Regions from separate parts of the Homo sapiens genome. Here region 2 is linked to region 1. A link is an interaction called in ENCODE POLR2A ChIA-PET data of the cell type or tissue named here. Cell type or tissue: A673. All regions are shown on one strand.

Region 1 (2,500 bases):
TATCAAACTCCTGACCTCAGGTGATCTGCCTGCCTTGGCCTCCCAAAGTGCTGGGATGACAGGTGAGAACCACCGAGCCCGGCCCTATTTTTTTTGGTCCTTGTAGCCACTGGAGTCCATGTGGGGATGGTTTCTAGAGATTCCCCTCAAATAACTTTCCAAATCAAACCACGTTCATCTCCCTCTTTATCACCATACTGGGCTAAGCACTCTGGACAAACTGCTAAAATAGCTTCCTTACGGTCTCCCTGGTCCACAATTGCCTCTCTACAGTCTTTTCAAAACATCCTTTAAAAACATGTTGTATGTGTGAACAAGAGGGAACTCTGATGGAGAGAGGGCAAAATTGCTTGTGGGTAGTGAGAAAAGAGCAAGGTATTTGTATTTGTCAGTAGGAAATTCTTTTTAAGTTTCAGAATAGTTGATATAGCTGAAGGGTGCCCCCGCCATTCTATTTTTTTTTTTTTTTTTTTGAGTCGGCGTCTTGCTCTGTCACCCAGGCTGGAGTGCAATGGCGTGATCTCAGCTCACTGCAACCTCCACTTCCCGGGTTCAAGCGATTCTCCTGCCTCAGCCTTCCGAGTAGCTGGGACTACAGGCGCCCGCCACCACGCCCAGCTAATTTTTATACTTTTAATAGAGACGGGGTTTCACCATGTTGGCCAGGATGGTCTCGATCTCTTGACCTTGTGATCCGCCCGCCTCGGCCTCCCAAAGTGCTGGGATTACAGGCGTGAGCCACCGCGCCCGGCCTGCCCCCCACATTCTAAAACAGTCATCACCAAGTGAAGCTGCCAGAAAGTTAGCTCTCGTAACTAAAAGTAGCTAATAAAATGTAGTATGACTTTTTATTCCGTACTTATCCCTTTTAAATAATATATTTAAATATTATAAAGATAAAGGAAATGATGTTCTCTTTATACTGGGGAATTATGTTTTTTTTAGATTCTAAGTCCCTATCAATCATCCAAGCAATTAGTGTATGAGTTTGGAACAATCTAATAAATTTCAGGCTGGAGACACACATGATGTTGCATTTTGTTAGCATCTAAGTTCCTCCAATAAACCATAATTCTAGGCTTTGGAATATTTAAATCCTGTGTATCCAGTAACTTAAAGAACAAAGTTTGACCAAGCTTCAGAAAGTCTTCTATTATCCAGCATGTTTTCTTTGTATCGTTTTCATTCCTTTCAGTATCAAGTGATTATTCACTAGCTTAACATCATAAATTAGTTTGAAGTAGGATGTTACACAAACGACTTGGAATTTTCCACAGTCTGCTTAACTTGCAGAAATGTAAATACAGGAAATGTGGACATAAACGGATTTCCTAGGCACAACCTACCCCTAAAATAACTGTGTATACATAACAGCCTCAACAGCTTCTGAACCACAGGCAAATGAACAATTTGCTGGCCTTGTCCTCTTTACAGTTTCCAGAAAGTGCCTTATTAGCAAGGAGGCAAATCAGGTGGTGGGTGGAGCTGGGCAGGGCCCACTGCACTGCAGAAACTGTGTGGTGCAGAATGATGTGGTAGGAGCTGGGTAGAGAGACTACTGCTGCCAGGCTGGGAAGCAACTGGTTTTGCCTCTCACTCATTCTCCAGTGTACTGAATCAGGCACCCAGGCACAGTTAGGCCACCCAAATACTACTACCTCTGCCCTTGCATGATGGAATCATTTAGCTTGAGCTTAAAAAAAATAAATAAATAAAAAGAGGTTACCCACAGGGTCTCTTGGTTACCTCTTAGTGTTTACTTATCTGGATTCCAGTATCACCAGAATATGTGACTTAATATTTACTTATGTATGCTGTCCAAAAAAGCAAAAAACAAACCAACAAAAGTAAAAAATATTTACTTAATATATAAAATCAGACGTGGAAAGACATAAGAACATTTTTCATTGAGAGGTAAGAGCTATTTCATTTTTATTTTATTTTTTATTTTTTTTTTTGAGACAGAGTCTTGCTGTGTCGCCCAGGCTGGTATGCAGTGGTGCGATCTCGGCTCACTGCAACCTCCACCTCCTGGGTTCAAGAGATTCTTATGCCTCAGCCTCCTGAGTAGCTGGGATTACAGGCACCCACCACCATGCCAGGCTAATTTTTTTTTTTTTTTTTTTTTTTGTATTTTTAGTAGAGATAGGGTTTCACCATGTTGGCCAGGCTGGTCTCGAGCCCCTAACCTCAAGTGATCCACCTGCCTCGGCCTCTCAGAGTGCTGGGATTACTACAGGTGTGAGCTAATGTGCGCCCAGCCTTCTTTCATCTTTAAAATGGTAATGGGCAAACACTATTGTTCTTAAAAGTTTTGAAACGTTCACATTTTCATTTGCCTCTTGGAAAGTTTTCATGAACTATTCTTGAGCAAAATTTCAGCTAATGTAAATTGGTACTGCTTTGTCACTTAGTGGAATTTTTTTAAAATTATTTTTATGTATTTTTTATTTCCTCACCTCTTTGAATTCTACACTTAGTGTAAATAAATCACAAATTG
Region 2 (2,500 bases), 580 kb after region 1:
GTGCATGGAAATTCTGGAGCAATGTCGTGTTGAACATCACAATTCAACCTGGCACGTAACAGAGGACACTTCTAGGCTTGGCAATTACCTAGTGAACTGGATCAAAGGAAATTGCACAAATGGATTATCAAGGAAAAAAAAAGTCCCCTTGGGCATAATAAGTGAGAACCACTTTTTCATTTCTTTAAAAAATGAGGATCAGTAGCTGCAAATTATAGAATAATTATGACCCACTGTTGGATCATGTGATGTCCCACAGTTATCTTCCACAGGATATTTTAAAGGTAAAACAAGTCTGCTATTGGAAAATCACTCACCCAATGCACTCATTCATCTGCTCTGCAACAGAGAACTGGATAGAATTGCTTTATTGCCAGAAAAATAAATGAGTTCGTTCAATTAAAGGACTGGCTGGAAGCAAATAGTGGGAATTTGCCTATTCAAATAGTAGAAGGCACTTCTGATTCTTTGTCACTAGTGATTTAAAAACTATTTGTTGCCAAATCCACTGTAAGTACTGATCGCCAATACCCTCACAAGCCTCTTTCTTCCCATCTCCCTTACTGATCTCCAGACTGGTATACACAGGCCACCCTCTACCCTGCCAGTCATACACACACATACCCCACCTGCCTAGAGAGAGGCTGACATTTGGGAAGGATGAGAGAGACTTCAAGTGTGTGAGTCATCACAGGAGCTATTCAAAGCATAGTGGGTAACTGAGGTAAGCTGTCTACACTGGAGTGATATGAACCTTTAAGAATGACTCATGCTCAGTTTCCTGGAACTCTCTAAAACTCCAAAGAATTATAAGGAACAAGCATCTGGCTTTAAATCTTTCTCTGTCCTATAATATACAGTGAGATAGATGCATGGGAGCTAGATTCTTTAAGTGATCAGTTCCCACAGGAATCATTGACTTTTGCTTGTGTGTATTATTTATACGCCTTGACTTGGCTGTCTACTTTTTACTGGCTGTTGACTTTCTAATCACCTAAGAGCTATTTAAGAGATAAGTGATTCTGTACTTGTCAGAGACCCTTTTCCAGATGGTGATATCATTGATGGGTCCCGGAGAAGAACTATGCCAAAAGAGAGCAACAACAAAAAAATCAAGGTCAAGTGGCATAGAGGGCAAATCAGTATGGCATTTCAGTTTGCATTTAGAGACAGTCTGTGTATTTGCAAACAGGCCTGCCTTTAAGGGGAGTTAACCTTCTGTCTGTTCATGGTGATTTCATATTGAATGGAGACATCTAGGATATGCCCTTTAATATTTTTTTTCCCAGATCCACATGACTGGAGAGTCCTTACTATTTTACTCCAAATCACATAGCACTTAAAGCAGCCCTGCATGTGTTCCATATGTTTATATGTGCGCCCATAGGTTTTGAAAACAAAAACATCAATACCTCAGGGTTATTTTGTCCTGTCCTTTCATTGAAAGGAATGGAATAGTGAGGTGGATCATAATAGTTGAAAGAAGGCTTAGCAGGAAGTAGTTAAAGACGAATTGTTAAGGAGGAAAATTCCATCCTAGATCTGCAAAACCTGCCAAAGTCCCGCCAAAACACTATGCTTACTTTAAGGTGAGGAATCTCAGAGGCCTAGGATGGCTGCCAGATACGGGCACTCATTCAGTTATTCACACACTCCCTGCGGTTGTAAATCCACAGAGCTGTACACTTTAGACTTGAGCAGCACATTGAGAGGGAGGGCTACTTACTGAAATAAAAGCCCCTGTCTCCACACACGAACTGAAGAGCATCCACCAGCTCAGCCCCGCAGAGCGTCTCCGGTCCAGCCGTGGCAGAGCTGGTGAAGGTGAGCAGGCACAGCGCCAGGTAGAAGAGATGCGAGGAGGACATGGTGTGCATCTTCACCTGCCCAAGAAACAGAGGGAGGGTCAGGTTTCCTCCTTGATCCTTGCAAGGGGAGTGGGGTGGGACAGAAGTGCATTGACTCCCACGATTCCACGACTGTCATTAATCAGGACTACCCAGCACAGAAGCCAATAGAGTACATGAGAACCCAGAGGGAGTTGTGGATGGAGCGTGTCTCGGCATCCAACAACCTGTGTTTATTCCCCTGGCTACTGTGGATCTTTGGAGGAGTCCTCCCTGAACCCTTTCTTTATGGGTTCCTATTTCAATGAATTGAGACAAAATATCTAGAAACGTTTACTACGGAAATGAAAGATGCTATTATTACAGTGGGATCCCATATCACTCTGAGACCCTGGTAGAACTTTTGAATTATCAAAGGTTAAATTGTGCTCAGTACAGATTTGGGGCCAAATAAGTTTTGTTAATTTAAATTCTCTCAATATTGGCCATCCATAGATGGTATATGCATTCATTATTGAGCAGAATATTTTTAACCAAAACATCATTCCCTATTTTTGACTAAAAATAATTTACTATGGCCAAAAAATGGCTTTTGACAATACTATATATCATCACAGGGTTTTGTTTTTGTTTTGTTTCCTCAATATGAGAGA

The links. Peaks named below come from ENCODE experiments on the same cell type or tissue, not always from the same donor. Only the 100,000 strongest peaks of a DNase experiment are listed, where the experiment ranks them.
Region 2: POLR2A ChIA-PET joins it to region 1 with 5 read pairs; 3 of 35 experiments call an interaction of 5 or more read pairs at or near these places.

What each region holds. Positions count from the first base shown.
Region 1 is chr12:101,890,296-101,892,795 of GRCh38, forward strand. The region is part of intron 1 of DRAM1 (DNA damage regulated autophagy modulator 1); the gene reads left to right. Among named protein-coding and RNA genes, the nearest start is that of DRAM1, 14 kb to the left of the region's middle. In A673, no CTCF peak of the experiment used is centred here; a DNase peak (open chromatin) is centred at 1,316; H3K4me3 peaks cover 484 bases; H3K27ac peaks cover 2,057 bases.
Region 2 is chr12:102,473,917-102,476,416 of GRCh38, forward strand. It overlaps IGF1 (insulin like growth factor 1), which reads right to left. Exons shown (of 4, transcript NM_000618.5): 2 at 1,727-1,883. LINC02456 (long intergenic non-protein coding RNA 2456) reads left to right here. Exons shown (of 13, transcript XR_007063427.1): 11 at 1-2,500. Among named protein-coding and RNA genes, the nearest start is that of IGF1, 5.4 kb to the right of the region's middle. RefSeq lists enhancers at 1,335-1,836, 1,837-2,336. In A673, no CTCF peak of the experiment used is centred here; no DNase peak of the experiment used is centred here.